2 separate regions of the Homo sapiens genome follow, and region 1 is linked to region 2. Evidence: chromatin contacts called from ENCODE Hi-C or POLR2A ChIA-PET data. All regions are on one chromosome and are shown on one strand. The core of a region is the stretch at or near the end of the contact, and the rest is flanking DNA. Distances in the headings are between cores, read along the strand shown. Region 1 overlaps MCUB (mitochondrial calcium uniporter dominant negative subunit beta). Region 2 overlaps HADH (hydroxyacyl-CoA dehydrogenase).

Region 1 (2,700 bases), core at 170-2,669, 1.6 Mb before region 2:
TTAGAGGGTTATTATTAAAATTCTGAAAATCTTACACAAACCCATCATGCATGCAGAGCTGAATTTCAAGAATGACTCACCAAAACTCAGGTCTTCCTTTTAGTTTACACCTCACCTCAAACCCATCTTGAGGAGCCTACCATTCCCCCCTTGATAGGGGGATATGATAGTTTTGAATAAACAAATGGTATGAACCAAATCTGTTGCTTTTCATTTAATCCAGTTAGCCGGGCTGCTCCTCCATACCACACCTGGGTTCAGATTCCCCAAATCAGGCCCCACTTCTCAAATCTAAGGATTCTCAGGATGAGTCCTTAGATTTAAGAAGTATAATGAGTCCTAGCTGGACGCAGTGGCTCATGCGTGTAATCCGAACACTTTGGGAGGCTGAGGCAGGAAGATTATTTGAGCCCAGGGGTTCAAGACTAGCCTGGGCAACAGGGTGAAACCATATTTCTATTTTAAAAAATCATAATAAATGAGTCCCAGGCAGGAAAAATGAAATTAACTCTGTCCCTGACACAATGTGATGAAACTACAGAACCCCAGAAACAAAAAATTCTTATAATGCCTGAAAAAAAAAGAGATTGCCTACAAAGGAAAGCAATTAAATTTACATAAGGTGAATTAATAGACGGCAGAGGCAAAGGAGTATCTTCAAAGTTCTGAGGGGAAATAACAATCAACCTTGAATTCTATAGTCAGATAACCTACCATTTTGAACAAAACTGAGACTGAGCGACTAAAACATGTTTACTGAAAGCATTTTGCAGGAAAAAGGAAATCAAACACATAAGAAAACAGGATGTAAGAAAACTTACACACCACAGGATGTAAAACTAAATGAAGAGAGAAAAAAAGTGTGTACTTCCAAACCAATAGAGATAAAGGAGTATAAAAAAACATTTAGCCAAATTATGAGAAGATAAGAAAGGAGAAAGAAAATGAGCAAAGGAAAATCAGGATGAACAGAATGCACAGAATAAGGTGGTAGATAGATATCCACATTTGTCTGATATCACAATAAATGTAAACAGATTAAACTCAACAGTTAAAAGGACAGAAGTTGTTGGATTTATAACAACACAGACTGAGGGTTTAACTACTCATAGGCTTTCATTGAAGGCACTACTCAGCTGTAGTGAACAAAATGTAACACGAACAAGGAATAAGAATGCATGAGAAATTCTGAACAAGCAAATTGGTAAAATATATGCATAAAATAAATAAAAACTCCATCATTTTAAATGTTGTTTTCCGTGTCACTTAATATAGCGTACTTTTGTACTCCACAGAAACAAGAAATTCTTGTGTGAGGCAAGAAAAATGGTGCTTTTGGGGTTAGGCTGCTTTGTACTCCTCAGTTACATAGTTGTTTTGCTTTGAAGCTTGTCTTTGGGTTCATTAGTTCTACATCCTGTGGTGCATCATGATCTTTTGTAGAATCTCACACTGAGCGTCAAGCTTTAATGATTTTTTTTTTTTTTTTTGCTTCTCTGTACCAAAAAAAAAAAAAAAAATCAAACTGCTATATAGGAGCTCTCTTTTGATGAACTCTTACTTGCCTCTAGATCTATGTATCTCCCTAACAAAAACTGCATTTTGTAGCACAGACTAGAAAGTTATCTTAATATTTCAGTCTCAGGTACTACATGAATCATCACTGTGAAAATAAATTTTTTCTTCTTCTGGTCTGGACAGCCCAAGACGAGTAGTTAATCCACAAAATGACTGAAACAGAACAGAAACAGAATACGTTTGGCATTTGGCTAATACAGTACAGAAACAGAATACATACATACAATATTTGGCTAGCAGCCAACAATAACTTCCACCTACTGTAATTTCTCACCAGCTCCCTCTCAGCTAGACTGTATTTACATCCCTTCTGAGAACCAGGCATTTAAGTCAGTCATCCCTTTGGAACTGATCTCAACAGGACCACTGAAATTATATTCCTGTATAAATGCATTTTCCTCCTTCTCTCTCTCTTTCCTTCCATTTCGACAGGACATTGGTTTTGAAAGCAGATAACGAAGGACTACAACCCAGAGAAAAGATGTTAGACAATCTTCCTGTCCTACTGTCGTCTGTTAGAAAAAATATTGAAATATTTGGGTATATTGCCTTAAAAATACATTATTTATAATTAATAAACTTTTTCAACATCATTATGTGAATGCAGTTTCTTAAGATCTGTTTGTAATGGAAATACCTAGTACTTTTTCCTCTAGTTCAGATCACTTATGCCTGGAAGCCTTGTTTTACATGGTTTTCAACAGTGTGAAGCTGGTTTTAACAGCTACTATTTCCATCTGCCCAGCACCTCTTCCTTACACTGTCCCAACAGGTGCGGACACACAATTATGTGGGCCAGGTGCAGTTCTACATCCCTTTTACCATAAGGTGGTGGTTCAGCGGCACATTTAAAAGGGTGGGGGCTCCTAACTATTAATACTAGACTGTGGTCGGTTATTATGGGTGTGACCTTAGATTACTTAATCTCCATGTGGTCCCTGCATTTCAGTATTCTAGCAATTAAAATATGGTAAATAAACTGCACATGGATGTTTATAATGGCTTTGTTTATAATTGCCGAAACTTGGAAGCAGCCAATATGTTCTTCTTAGTAGATGAATGAATAAATAAACAATGGTACGTCTAAATAATGGAATATTATTCAGCACTAAAACGAAATGA
Region 2 (2,700 bases), core at 80-2,579:
GACCTCATGATCTGCCCCCCTCGGCCTCCCAAAGTGCTGGGATTACAGGCATGAGCCACTGCACCCAGCTGAGAGTATTTTCTAACACCGGATTTGTTCATAGTAGTTTCCGAGTTCCAAGACATGGTTCCACCTACCCCCACGCTGTGTCATTGAAGTTCCCAAAGTGGAAATACGCTTTACAATTGATGTCAGAAAAAGTTAACCATTTTCCCCAGAAAAACTACTATTAACAGTGAATCTTAAGAACATGAAAGGGCCATGATTTTCATTTTACAAAGATATCTTGAGTTAAAACGATCCTTCAGAGAACTCCATTTTACTAAACAGAATTGAAGTCTAGGTGATGGCTATCAGAGGCTCACCATCTTTTTCAGCAAGTCATCTCATAAGTTGCCTGGTTTTCTTCTTAATCTCAAACTTTCACTTGTATTATAGGTAAATAAAAATATCACTGGCCGGGTGCAGTAGCCCACGCCTGTAATCCCAGCACTTCAGGAGGCTGAGGTGGGTGGGTCACGAGGTCAGGAGTTTGAGACCAGCCTGACCAACGTGGTGAAACCCCGTCTCTACTAAAAATATAAAAATTAGCTGGGCGTGGTGATGTATGCCTGTAATCTCAGCTACTCGGGAGGCTGAGGCAGGAGAATCGCTTGAACTCAGGAGGCGGAGGTTGCAGTGAGCTGAGATTGCGCCACTGCACTTCAGCCTAGGCGACAGAGCGAGACTCCGTCTCAAAAAACAAATAAATAAATAAAAATATCACTAAGGGGAAGCATAGGAGAGAGGAAAAAAAGTGGCCAAGTACGGTGGCTCACGCCTGTAATCCCAGCACTTTGGGAGGCTGAGGCAGGCAAATCATGAGGTCAGGAGTTCAAGACCAAACTGGCCAGCAATGGTGAAACCCCGTCTCTATTAAAACTATAAAAAATTAGCCAGGCATGATGGCACACGCCTGTAGTCCCACCTATTCGGGAGGCTGAGGCAGGAGAATTGCTTGAACCTGGCAGGTGGAGGTTGCAGTGAGCCAAGATTGTAACACTGCACTCCAGACTGGGCGACAGAGCAAGACTCCATCTCAAAAAAAAAAAAAAGTATCCTCTTGACCTAAAACTTGGTCTTTACTTTCAAGTGTCATAAAAGATTCATGACGGTTAGGAGGCAAGTTTGGGGAGGTGAGGAGAACCAAGAGCAGTGACACCAGGCCCAGCAGCACTGCCAGGACCCACCCTCCCTCTTGAACAAGTGCTGCCAAAACACAGTGGAGGATGATGCAAGGCACCTGGGGCTCTCACTGAGGCTCAGTTCTTAACCACAGACTGAAGCAAACAGCAGCAGCGGGCCTATATTTGGAAGCAGAGAACCTGACTGACATGACCTTCCCTCCCCCCGCCCCAAGAGCTCTCCGTGGCAAGCAGCTACGTTCACCTGAGAACGCAGAGACATGGAGTTGGGAAAGAAAAAGCTACTCCCTCACCTCCCATGTCTAAAGGAAGGATGTTCAAAATTCCTTCCTGGTCCCAAACACGGTGCATGGAAAATATTTTTTGAAAACGATAAAAGGATATTGAGAGGCTAGGCCTTTTGACTATTTGGTAGGCTTAAAGTGTATTTTAAAATGCCAGCCAGAAAGACTGCTGCAGCCCCTACCTTCTCATCCCGGCAGTCTGATAGTTGCATTGCTGAGTTACATCTTTCCTGGAATTCAGTGGTCAAGAAAGAACCCTGCCATTTCCAGGACAAGGGCCTGCATCCTATGGGGACTCTGGTGAGACAGTAAGGAAGTGAAGCCCCCACTTAGGCCCAGGGCTCATGCCAAAGGTCAAGAGCCAGCCTGAGAGAGCAGGGAGCTGTCAGACCACAAGGGTAACCTTTAGCGATGGAAATGCGGGTGGCCTCACAGGTGCTTCCTTTGGTTCGTTAGGCAGCATTTTATAAGAATAACCTAAAAGTGTCCTACCCAGGTTCTATGTGCGGTACAAATGCACCGATGTATTTATTTTCCCACTATGTTATAGATTCAAAATTTTTAAAATTAATAAGCTCCCTTTTATCAGTCATAAAATGAAGAAAAAAAATCTCTTGACTATTAGACCTATGACCCAGAACACCAAACAAGGATGCCCATTTTAGGGAGAGTCCTGTCTGAAATTTTGGATCGGAGATTTTCAAATGGGCTATTTTGTACTTAATTTTATCAAAACCTAGTTCTAGTCTAGGCTATGTGACAAAATATCTAGTGACTTTGGGCACATCCCTTAAGCTTTCTGCTAATGAGGCTATTGGACCTCAGGATTTCTGATGTCTTTCCAACTCCAAAATTCTATCTTGGAAGACACTTTCTTAAGCCAATGATTAAAAGAAGCTTACGTTACACTACTTCACTTTGTTGGCAAAGAAGAAACAGATGTTCCTTAAAAATTGTTCTCTGTGCCCTTATTACTGCTTTCCTGGTAAGAAATCTGGCAGCGACGGCCCCAGGCAGGTTTTACACAAATGCCTTGTCCTGCCATTCCCTCCCCGTCACTCCCACTTTAAAAATTAACAGCAGGTCAAAGAAGAGGAGAAATAGCTTCTGCCTAAATTACCAACTTTTACTTTTATAATCATTTGAGTGTATTACAATTTTATATTATACATTTTTTTCAATTCAAATTTTCAGACTGAAACATTGTTATTTTAGTAGAGTCAATTTATAGG

Evidence for each region. Hi-C counts contacts between places; a loop is a spot of excess contacts on that map. ChIA-PET counts read pairs that join two places held with the same protein, here RNA polymerase II (POLR2A). Pooled maps may share reads with other maps.
Region 1: a map of naive thymus-derived CD4-positive, alpha-beta T cell shows a loop between it and region 2 (21-fold over the local background). The contact joins two enhancer-like sites. A Hi-C loop is called at or near these places in 1 of 168 maps with a recorded cell type or tissue (naive thymus-derived CD4-positive, alpha-beta T cell), 1 of 37 single-sample maps with no recorded cell type and 2 of 50 pooled maps. POLR2A ChIA-PET finds 5 or more read pairs at or near these places in 1 of 52 experiments (T-cell).

What each region holds. Positions count from the first base shown.
Region 1 is chr4:109,647,515-109,650,214 of GRCh38, reverse strand. All of the region lies in intron 1 of MCUB (mitochondrial calcium uniporter dominant negative subunit beta), which reads right to left. Among named protein-coding and RNA genes, the nearest start is that of CASP6, 55 kb to the left of the region's middle. Within about 2 kb of position 1,419, at least 4 of the 41 ENCODE cell types and tissues checked have a DNase peak (open chromatin) inside an H3K27ac peak, as active enhancers do.
Region 2 is chr4:108,035,045-108,037,744 of GRCh38, reverse strand. HADH (hydroxyacyl-CoA dehydrogenase) reads right to left here. Exons shown (of 8, transcript NM_005327.7): 8 at 2,574-2,700. Among named protein-coding and RNA genes, the nearest start is that of HADH, 47 kb to the right of the region's middle. Within about 2 kb of position 1,329, at least 4 of the 41 ENCODE cell types and tissues checked have a DNase peak (open chromatin) inside an H3K27ac peak, as active enhancers do.